Regions from separate parts of the Homo sapiens genome. Here region 1 is linked to region 2. Evidence: chromatin contacts called from ENCODE Hi-C or POLR2A ChIA-PET data. All regions are on one chromosome and are shown on one strand. The core of a region is the stretch at or near the end of the contact, and the rest is flanking DNA. Distances in the headings are between cores, read along the strand shown. Region 1 holds the start of MANBA (mannosidase beta). Region 2 overlaps NFKB1 (nuclear factor kappa B subunit 1).

What was found. Hi-C counts contacts between places; a loop is a spot of excess contacts on that map. ChIA-PET counts read pairs that join two places held with the same protein, here RNA polymerase II (POLR2A). Pooled maps may share reads with other maps.
Region 1: a pooled map shows a loop between it and region 2 (4-fold over the local background). The contact joins the promoter of MANBA here to the enhancer-like site in region 2. A Hi-C loop is called at or near these places in 3 of 50 pooled maps. POLR2A ChIA-PET finds 5 or more read pairs at or near these places in 2 of 52 experiments (WTC11 and activated B cell).

What each region holds. Positions count from the first base shown.
Region 1 is chr4:102,757,161-102,762,893 of GRCh38, reverse strand. MANBA (mannosidase beta) reads left to right here and starts at 1,926. Exons shown (of 17, transcript NM_005908.4): 1 at 1,926-2,176. The coding sequence starts at 2,000. RefSeq lists a silencer at 1,762-1,891 and an enhancer at 1,982-2,331.
Region 2 is chr4:102,570,133-102,576,073 of GRCh38, reverse strand. All of the region lies in intron 6 of NFKB1 (nuclear factor kappa B subunit 1), which reads right to left. Among named protein-coding and RNA genes, the nearest start is that of NFKB1-AS1, 71 kb to the right of the region's middle. Within about 2 kb of position 1,618, at least 2 of the 41 ENCODE cell types and tissues checked have a DNase peak (open chromatin) inside an H3K27ac peak, as active enhancers do.

The DNA of each region.
Region 1 (5,733 bases), core at 677-3,176, 190 kb before region 2:
TTCTATTATTGTTTTTCTAAAAATTATATTTCTTAATAAACAGAATATATCCATATGTATCATCAAGGATGAATTTTCCTCTGATTTGGCTTAATGAAATCTCTGGGAATTATGAAAAAATTCCTTTGCCGCTCTTGTTGCCATAAACCTTGTGTTATCAGTGTTGCACAGACCATGGCTAGCCATTTAATGCCGTGAATTATGGCATATAATTTGAATTGAGAGCTTTGTTTCTATCAAAGGTAAAAATGCTTCTGGAGTGAGTGAGGAAGGCTTTGAAGCAGTGAGAGCGTTTCCCCTATAGCATCATTGGGCTCTGACAGTAGGACCTTGAAGAGGAGGGTTCTAATCCTGTCTGCCACTATGTGACAGGCAAGTCACCTGATCTTTTTTTTTTTTTTTTTTTTAGAGTCTTTCTCTATAGCCCAGGCTGGAGTGCAGTAGTGCCATCTCGGCTTACTGCAACCTCTGCTTCCTGGGTTCAAGCGGTTCTCCTGCCTCAGTTTCCCGAGCACCTGCGACTACAGGCACGTGCCACCACGCGCCCAGCTAATTTTTGTATTTTTAATAGAGACAGGGTTTCACCATGTTGGCCAGGCTGGCCTCGAACTCCTGACCTCAAGTGATCCACCCGCCTCGGCCTCCCAGAAGTGCTGGGATTACAGACGTGAGCCACCGCGCCTGGCCCCGATCTCTTTGAACTCAGTTCCCTCATCTGTAAAGCCAGCGGCTTGGGTTGGATAATCCATACTGTCCTTTAAGCCAAGATATTCAGGGCTTGTAAATAATGCTGACTTTGCAAAGTAAGATATTGCCCGGTGTCTGCAGAATCAGGCAATTCCAAGGCCATTGTAAGGCGAAACAAAGCTCAGATTTGATGAGAGAAAATTTCTTTTCAAGGACTTCTTCCGAAGCATAAATATACGGCAGATAGCGTCAACACAGGAGAAAGGCAGTCTATTTTATGCAATGTAAAATTCCGTCTTAACTTCTAGGATTACTGTTACATCCTATTGCAAAAATGGGACTCAGGTAGACCATTTGACTACAAGACCCGAAATAAGTCAGTGGTATTTCTTGGGTACTCTGGCATTGTTAGGGACGATCACATATGTTTACTCATTTTATACTTATAACACCTTGAAAACTTCAAGAAACGGAGATGGAGATTTTGCGGCTTGCCCAGGTCCCACAGCTAGTGAGTGCAGAGGATTTTAAACTCAGCTGCGCGCCTAGTGCAGGTTCCAGAACCTCAGAAACCTCCGTGGGGCTTTATGAAACATAAGGACGCAGGCCGCTAGTAACAATAGCTAACGTGAATGCCTTCTCTGGGCCAGGCTCCATGCTGCATGCTATAGTCGCATTTTCTTGGTTAGCCCTCAGAACAACCTTCTGATGGAGATACTGCTAGTACTTGTTTACTCTTTGAAGGGCGGGGTAGGCTCTGAGACCCGCGAGTTGAGCTGCAGCGGGGTGAGTGTTACGCTACCAGGTAGACGAGGGTCTGTGTAAATTTGGCGGAAGGGAAGTGGTGGGTTGTCTCCCAGTTTGGGTTCTCTGAAGGAGTGAGGGGACTCTCCAGCTATGGTCTCCACGTACAGTCGGTCTCTGATCTCCCGAGGCTTTGTGCCACTGCGCGCCCAGGGATCTTTCTGTCCCAATTACCGTGCAAGATTCTTGCCTCCAGTTGTATGTACTGAGGCGGCGGGAAGAAGCGCCGAGGGAAGGCTCAGACCGCAATGCCCCCCAGCCTGTAGCTATTCTCGGGGGCTGCAGCTCCCGCACCCGCGACGCCCGGCTTTCAGCGGGTGCAGGCGCAGCCTCCTCGTTCCCCTCCCGCCCGCGGCTGCGCCCGGAGAGCGCTCAGCTGACCTAGGGGCGGGGCCGGGGCGGGGACCTAAAGCCTCGGCTACTTCCGAGGGGGTGAGTGGCTTCACCGCCGGTCCCTTGCAGCGCTGCCTTTCGATCTCTCCACATCTCGGTGGCGCGGGATCTCAAGATGCGCCTCCACCTGCTCCTGCTGCTCGCGCTGTGCGGTGCAGGCACCACCGCCGCGGAGCTCAGTTACAGCTTGCGTGGCAACTGGAGCATCTGCAATGGGAACGGCTCGCTGGAGCTGCCCGGGGCGGTCCCTGGCTGCGTGCACAGCGCCTTGTTCCAGCAGGGCCTGATCCAGGTATGGCGTGCGGCCGACCCGCGGCGAGCCTGCGCCCGCCTTCTTCTGGTGCTGAGAGGGGCCCAGGAACCGCCTGGCAGCCCCCAGCTCTGGGCCATTCTCGTCGGTTTGGTAGTAACTTCCCCTTTGCATCTTGTGATCTGCGGGGGGAAATGCCCAAGCTATGGGGTACGGGCTTGACGGAGACTGAGCGACCGACCCATGTTGGGACATCAGTAACTCTGGAAAGGGGAAGTTTAGATAGGGGAACAGTGTTGCTACTAGCAGTTTACTTACTGCAGTCGTTCTCTACTGAAGCGTGTATACAAAGGGCATGCCGTCACTGACAAGCATAAGGTCGGGAATTACTGTCTCTACTGTCTGCACGCCACAGGGGACAACAGCGTTTTGTTAAGTAAGGGTTAACTCTATTGAGTAATGTCTCGGTTTTTTATTTTCGCTGTTAAGCGTCAGGGAGTCAGATTTGGGATTGACGCAGCACAGACGTTGTGGAGAATGACCTACAAGAGTAAAGTTGGGTTTGTCAGTGCTAGTGTGGCTAACAACGGGTAAATAATTTTTAAGGCTAACTTGGTGATGAAGAAAGGTGCTATTTCCTCTCAGGGCGTGTGTGTGTGTGTGTGTGTGTATCCCAATGGAGTCTCCAATTTACAGACTACTTGTGGGGAACGTTTTCGTGTTTGGCTGCCTGTGCGCATAGGTTTGCAAACTGACTTCCATCCTCCAACTGCTTTTGCTGTTCCCTCTTGCACAGCGTTCCCACGTGTTGTCTTTACTTGGGGCAAAATGTACTTGTAATTGATCTACTTGTGGGATGCATACATTGTCCAATCCTCATAACAACTCTGTATAGTAAGTGTTCATATCTGAATTTTATGGATAATATGGAATTATGGAACACAGAGAAATTAGGAAGGTGACAGCAACTAAATGGAAAGAAATGGAATTCTAACCCAGGTGGTCTCAACTCCATAGCCTGGTCTCTATACTATGTGGTATGCTTAGTTTGGTGTTTTAAAAAATCATGTGTTTTTGAAGCACTGTGGCTGACTTTCAGGAGCACCATTCTAAGTTTATTTGCATGACAAGGTGGTCATCTAGGGTTGTGCCAAATTTCTGACCTGGTACTTAGTAGTTTTTTTTTTTTTTTTCCTGAGATGTGTATCAGAAAGGAGGTGAATGTTGTAAATGACATTGACCATTGTCCGATGTATTTTTAGAGTAGATCATTCCCAAACTTTAGTACTTTATTTTAAGTTGACAAACTACTTGTGATAGAGAACACAGCTGACCACAGTATACTCTGAGTTTTCACTTATATCTGCTTTGAGAATGCCTGTGTTTATTTTGTAGGGTTCCTCCTTGCCTGATTTTACTGAAATAATTAAGCCAATGGGTGCTGGTACGTGAGAGCTTTGGGAGGCCAAGGTAGGAGGATCCCTTGAGTCCAGGAGTTCAAGACCAGCATGGCCAACATAGAAAGAGTCTATGAGGCCGAGGTGGGAAAATTTCTTGAGGCCAAGAGTTCAAGACCAGCATGGCCAACATAGAGAGATTCTATCTCTAAAAAAAAAAAAAAAGAAAGAAAGAATTAAGCCAATGGGAAATAATGAGTGGCTTCAGTAAGTCAGATTATTGTGCCATATTACAGAGCTAAGAAGCTAAGAAACAACGTTTGGTTACAACAGATACTTAATGAAAATGAATTTGCTCATAGTATGAAATAACTTCCTCATAGGAACAATTTGAAGAGATTTCTTAACTCTCTTCATAAATTCTTAGCAAAACCTTGAGGTTTCAATCAGGTGGCCATGGGTCTCAAATGGCAGTGGAATGAGAAATGGGAAGGCTTTTGGGGCTTAGGAAACACAAGGCCTGTTGAAAATAATCATCAGGCTGGGCACAGTGGCTCATGCCTATAATCCCAGCACTTGGGAGGCAGAGGTAGGTGGAGTTTAGACCAGTCTGGGCAACTGGCGAGACCCTGTCTCTACAAAAAATTAAAAAATTAACTGGGCGTGGTGGCGTACACCTGTGGTCCTAGCTACGAGGGAGGCTGAGGTGGGAGGATCGTTTGAGCCCAGGAGGTTGAGGCTGCAGTGAGCCGTGATCTGTACTCCAACCTGGGCAACAGAGTGACACCCTCTCTCAAAAAAAAAAAAAAAAGAAAAAAAGTAAAGAAGCAATCATCAACATCAGATCAGTATCGTTATTCAGTAATGTGAGACTGTTGTCCGACCTGCTTTATTATAACATCCCTTTTTGGTGTTGACTTGAGGAAATATTCTACCGTTTATAGTAGACACTGGGCCAAATATTGTGTTTGTGTAAGAACTTGAAACATATCTTGGTGATATCATTCATTTATTTATCTATTCACCTAGTTAATTATCTCATATTTATTTTGTACCTCTAATGTGGCAGGCACTATTCTAAGTACTTGAAATCGAGTGGTAAAGAAAACAAAGTCCTTTCCCTAATGGACATTCTAATGGAGGAGATAGACATATATACCAAATTAATAAATAATGTAAGGCAGGTGGCACACTGAAGAAAAATTGAGCAGGTTAAAGGAAGAGACAGTGAAGGCTGGTTGGAAAGCATTGCTATTTTTTAAAAAGTGGTTCAAGATAGGTATTTTGATAAGGTGACTTCTAAACAAAAAGACCTGTTTGAAAAGGTCACTTTTAAGGAGAAGTGCATTTCCAGCAAAGAGGAAAAACACAGGAGTGGGGAGGATAGAGGCCCTGAGGCAGGCACGAGCTTGACAAGTTTCAGGAATAGTCAGCAGGCCAGTGTGGCTGGAGACCTGGGAACCAGAGGGTAGGAGAGGAGTTCAAAGTCTAGGGCACATCATGAAAGGCTGTGAGCCATAGGAAACACTTTGGCTTTTATTCTACATGTGATGGGAAGTTATTGGAGGCTTTGAGCTTAGAGTAGCATGATTAGATTTGCCTTTTTAAAGGTCACTCTGTTGTGTGAAGGCTACAGTGCAGGAGAGTGGAAGCCTGGAGACCAACCAGGGGACTATTGCTGGTCTATGTATGGGCAAGAGATGACTTCTGGCTTGGACAAGCATGGTGGCAGTGAAATGGTGAGAATGGTTGTGAGAACACGTTTTACATGTAGAAACAAGAGGATTTCTTCAGTTGGATTTGTTAATGGATTGGGAGACAGAAGGGGGAGGTGCAGGAAAATACCAGGATTTTTTTTATCTGAGCTGGTTAAATGAAATTTGTATTTAGTGAGAGATTCTGTGGCTAGTCTTGGCTATTTCCTAGGTGATTCTCTGGGTTTTCTGTACAGAATCTAAACCTTTGGTTTCTTAGAGAGTCTTTTGGGTTCTCTGTGAAAAGTTATTCCTTCAGCCTGCTATTTTTTTTTTTTTGAGACGGAGTTTCGCTCTTGTTGCCCAGGCTGGAATGCAATGGTACTATCTCGGCTCACCGCAACCTCTGCCTCCTGGGTTCAAGAGATTCTCCTGCCTCAGTCTCCCAGGTAGCTGGGATTACAGGCATGTGCCACCATGCCTGGCTAATTTTGTACTTTTAGTAGAG
Region 2 (5,941 bases), core at 369-2,868:
ATAAAATGTTCCAGCCATTCACTTTTGAAATTAAAGTACATGAAACAAAGAAGTCTATTCAATAAATATAACAGGCAAACAAAAAAGGACTTTACCAAGGAGATTCATTCACTCAACAAATATTTATGCAGATCCTTATCAGTGCCAGGAAATGTCCTAGATGCTTTTGTCAGCAGTAAAAGAATCTCTACCTTCACTGAATTTATATGCTAGTGTGACAACGGAGAAGAAACAAAGAAGTAAATTATACGATACAATTTAGAAGGCAATAAGTGTTATCCAGAAAAATAAGGTAGGAATGAGGAACAGGAGAGGTAGTAGAAAAAAGCATAACATTTTAAAGTAGGGAGAGGTCAGGAAGGACACTCAGTAAAAAGATGACAACTGAGCAAAAACTTGAAGGAAGCGATGGGGAAGACATGAACATATGAATGATGAATGTGGCAAAAGGAACAGTAAGTACAAAATTCCTGCGGTAGGACCACGCCGGTGTTTTCAAAACACAACAAAGGCAAGGAGGTCAATGTAGCTGGAGTGAAATGAGCAAGTTGTCAGAAGTAAGTGAAGAATTCAGAGAGGTAAGCAGGGGGCCAGATCTCTGGCTTTTACTCAGAAAGAAAGAAAGAAAAAAAAAATTAGTAGAGGAAAGAAAGAGATTTCATGACAACTGGATTGAAGGAAAGAATGAACAAGCTAAGGTAGGAAGGTCAGATAAAGTAGGGAAGAAAATAGGAGTTATAAGGCAGAATGAAATGAGCACTCATACCAGAGGCCCAGAGACAGAATAAGTCACGTGTCCAGGCAGATGAAAAAAGTGGATAGCTAAGACACAGAACAGAAAATATACCACTAGAAAATAAGCTCCTTGAAGGCAGAGATCTCTAGTCCCTAGAACAATGCCTGACATATGAGTGTTTAATAAGTATCTGTTGATAAAGGAATGCATGAATTAATACAGCACAGAAAAATATGCAACATGACATACTTATATGCATAGAAGCATAGGCAGTTTTTCAGAAACAATACCTATATCTTTTGGCCCTTTCAGCCTTACTCCCATATAGAACTTCCCTAACTGCAGGAAAACGGGGTTATCTCCTTTGTAATAGCAATGATAAACATCTGTGTAGCATCTTACACTTTACTGTCAATAATATGCTTTTCATGTATATTGCCTAATCTAGTCCCTGTGAGAAAAACATCATCCTTATTAATTTATTATGTGAATAATGAAGGATTTACTCTGGTTAACAAATGAAACAGTACAGAAGTCAGTCTTCTGCTTCAGGTAACGATAGAGTAAAACAGACTGGTTTGAACCTTAAATATCTAAAATACATGAAGAAATGGTTTTTAGACACTAGAAAACAGGCAGCACAGAACAGTAATCTTTAAGAAAAGGGAAATAAATAAGGTGAACCCTGTAATTACTCTGGCTTAATGCCTAAAGAGTCCCAGGCTGCAGCACAGGAAGGAGGAACCCCAACAGAGCCTGGCAATCTCTGAGGTTGAGGAGACACAGTTAAATATTGGAGGAAGCCAAGGAGGCTAAAACTCACAAGCAGAGTACCGGAAAGGAAGAAACCGCAAACAGAGATACACTCAGAGATCACTGGAGTCTTCAGCTGAGTGCTGTGTGTGAGGAAATATGTCAAAGCTGGGAAAAGAACCACCACAGAGGTGGAGGCAGAAAAATTACTGTAACACATATGGGGCTGGAATAGTTCAAGAAATCTTGTAATACATGGAGCATCAGGTTGAAAATTCAGAAAGGTACTGCCTTAGCAATGATGTCAAATTAACCCTAGAGTAAAGGTTTCTCTGGTCTCTCTGATAAAGCTTAAAAGTAAGTTTAGAAAGAATCAAAAAAATCAAACTGTTCCCAAATTTAACTTCATCCCAATCCTCAAACGTATTTAAAAGCACATCAAAAAAAAAAAAAAAAAAAGGAATCCAAGACTTAACGATACAAAATTCAAAATACCTGTCATCCAATAAAAAACTAACAGGCATGGAAAGAAATAGAAAAATATAATTCATAATTAGGACAAAAACTAAACAAAAATAGATCCAGAAGACAGAATTTGTACACAAGTACATTGAATAGCTATTATATATTCCATATGATCAGAAAAAGAAGAAAGCATTGGTATGTTAAGGAGTAACATGGCAGATATGAAAAAAAAAGACCCCAAACAAATCTATAGAAATTGCAAATTACAATGTCTAAGAGGAAAAAATACACTAGATGGAATTAAGAACATATTAGACACTACAGACAAAAATATTGGTGAACGTGCAGACACAGTAATAAAACTTTCCAAAATGAAAGAGAAAAAAAAGATTTTTTAAAAAACAGGTCATCAGTGAGCTGTAGGAAATTTCACATAGCCAAATATATGTGCAACTGGGGTTCCAGAAGAAGATGAAGAGGAGTGGACAGAAAATATATTTGAAAAAATAATGGCCAAAAAGTTTTAAAACGTACTAAATATATAAACCCAGAGATCTAAGGATCTCGATGAACCCCAAGCACAAGCAACATGAAGGAAACTATGCTAATATCCATATAATCAAATTGCTTAAAACGAGTGAGGAAGAGAAAATCTGAAAAGCTGCTAGAGAGAAAAAAAAATTATATACAGAGGAACAAAGATTAGATTGACAGGTGACTTCTTGGAAACAAGGCAAATCAGAAGACAGTGGAACAACATAGTTTAAGGATGTGAAAGAATAATACTGTCAACCTATAATTCTTTTTTTTTGAGACGGAGTTTCTTTCTTGTTGCGCAGGCCGGAGTGCAATTGTGCGATCTCGGCTCACCGCAACCTCTGCCTCCCAGGTTCAAGTGATTCTCCTGCCTCGGCCTCTCGAGTAGCTGGGATTACAGGCATGCACCACCATGCCTGGCTAATTTTGTATTTTTAGTAGAGACGGGGTTTCTCCATGTTGGTCAGGTTGGTCTTGAACTCCTGACCTCAGGTGACCTGCCCGCCTCGGCCTTCCAAAGTGCTGGGATTTCAGGCGTGAGCCACTGCGCCCGGCCTGTCTACCTAAAATTCTATACTCTTCAAAATATCTTTGAAAAACAAAGATAAAATAAAAAGCTATGAAAACATACACCTACTGAAAGAATTAATCAGCATCAGATCAGCAGTATAATAAAAGGAAGTGCCTGAGGCAGAAGAAAATGATACCAGATAGAAATTTTGACCTAAGAAACAGAATGAACAGCACTGCAAATGATAAATACGTGGTTAAATATAAACACCTTTTTTCTGATTTAAAAAGTTTCTTTAAAAGATAAGTGACTGTTTTAGATACTTTTCAAGAGAAGACACACATGCCACCAACAAACATATGGAAAAAGCTCACTAGAGAAACGCAAATTAAAACACAATGAGATATGATCTCACACCTGTCAGAATGGCTTTTATTAAAAAGTCAAAAGATAACAGATGCTGGCACGGCTGTGGAGAAGAGGGTACACTTATATACTGCTGGTGGGAGTGCAAATTAGTTCAGCCACTGTGGAAGCAGTGTGGTGCTTTTTCTTTTTTGTTTTATTTTTGCCCTTGTAAACTTGCTTATTTTTTATTATACTTTAAGTTCTAGGGTACATGTGCACAATGTGCAGGTTTGTTACATATGTATACACGTGCCATGTTGGTGTGCTGCACCCAGTAACTCAGCATTTACATTAGGTATATCTCCTAATGCTATCCCTCCCCCCACCCCACCACAGGCCCAGGGGTGTGATATTCCCCACCCTGTGTCCAAGTGTTCTCATTGTTCAATTTCCACCTATGAGTGAGAACATGCAGTGTTTGGTTTTCTGTCCTTGCGATAGTTTGCTCAGAATGATGGTTTCCAGCTTCACCCACGTCCCTACAAAGGACATGAGCTCATCCTTTCTTATGGCTGCATAGTATTCCATGATGTATATATGCCACATTTTCTTAATCCAGTTTATCACTGATGGACATTTGGGTTGGTTCCAAGTCTTTGCTATTGTGAATAATGCTGCAATAAACATAAGTGTGCATGTGTCTTTATAGCAGCATGATTTATAAACCTTTGGGTATATACCCAGTAATGGGATGGCTGGGTCAAATGGCATTTCTAGTTCTAGATCCTTGAGGAATCGCCACACTGTCTTCCACAATGGCTGAACTAGTTTACAGTCCCACCAACAGTGTAAAAGTGTTCCTATTTCTCCACAACCTCTCCAGCACCTGTTGTTTCGACTTTTTAATGATTGCCATTCTAACTGGTGTGAGATGGTATCTCATTGTGGTTTTGATTGGCATTTCTCTGATGGCCAGTGATAATGAGAGCATTTTTTCATGTGTCTTTTGGCTGCATAAATGTCTTCTTTTGAGAAGTGTCTGTTCATATCCTTTGCCCACTTTTTGATGGGGTTGTTTGATTTTTTCTTGTAAATTTATTTAAGTTCTTTATAGATTCTGGATATTAGCCCTTTGTCAGATGGATACATTGTAAAAATTTTCTCCCATTCTGTAGGTTGCCTGTTCACTCTGATGGTAGTTTCTTTTGCTGCGGAGAAGCTCTTTAGTTTAATTAGATCCCATTTGTCAATTTTGGCTTTGGTTGCCATTGCTTTTGGTGTTTTAGTCATGAAGTCTTTGCCCATGCCCATGTGCTGAATGGTATTGCCTAGGTCTTCTTCTAGGGTTTTTATGGTTTTAGATATAACATTTAAGTCTTTAATCCATCTTGAATTAATTTTTGTATAAGGTGTAAGGAAGGGATCCAGTTTCAGCTTTCTACATATGGCTAGCCAGTTTTCCCAGCACCATTTATTAAATAGGAATCCTTTCCCCATTTCTTGTTTTTGTCAGGTTTGTCAAAGATCAGATAGTTGTAGATGTACGGTATTATTTCTGAGGGCTCTGTTCTGTTCCATTGGTCTATATCTCTGTTTTGGTACCAGTACCATGCTGTTTTGGTTACTGTAGCCTTGTAGTATAGTTTGAAGTCAGGTAGTGTGACGCCTCCAGCTTTGTTCTTTTGGCTTAGGATTGTCTTGGCAATGCAGGCTCTTTTTTGGTTCCATATGAACTTGAAAGTAGTTTTTTCCAATTCTGTGAAGAAAGTCATTGGTAGCTTGATGGGGATGGCATTGAATCTATAAATTACCTTGGGCAGTATGGCCATTTTCACGATATTGATTCTTCCTATCCATGAGCATGGAATGTTCTTCCATTAGTTTGTGTCCTCTTTTATTTCATTAAGCAGGGGTTTGTAGTTCTCCTTGAAGAGGTCCTTCACATCCCCTGTAAGTTGGATTCCTAGGTATTTTATTCTCTTTGAAGCAATTGTGAATGGGAGTTCACTCATGATTTTGCTCTCTGTTTGTCTGTTATTGGTGTATAGGAATGCTTGTGATTTTTGCACATTGATTTTGTAGCAGTGTGGTGATTTTTCAAAGAGCTAAAAATAGAACTACCATTTGACCCAGCAATCCCACTGTTGGGTACACAATCAAAGGAATATAAATCATTCTACCATAAAGACACATGCATGTTAATGTTCACTGCGGCAGTATCCACAATAGCAAAGACATGGAATCAACCTAAATTCCCTATCAATAACATAAATAAATAAAGAAAATGTGGTACATATATACCATGGAATACTATGCAGCCATAAAAAAGAATAAGATCATATGTTTTGCAGGAACATGGATGGAGCTAGAGGCCACTGTCCTTAGCAAACTAATGCAGGAACAGAAAAACAAATACTGCATGTTCTCACTTGTAAGTGGGAGCTAAATGATGAGAACTCATGGACAAAAAGGGGAACAACAGACACTGAAGAAGGCCTTGTTTCTCCTCTGTATTTTGATATTTATATATCTACTCCTAGTGCTTACCAGTTGGTATATGCTATATGTATTAATTGGAAAAAAATTCCATG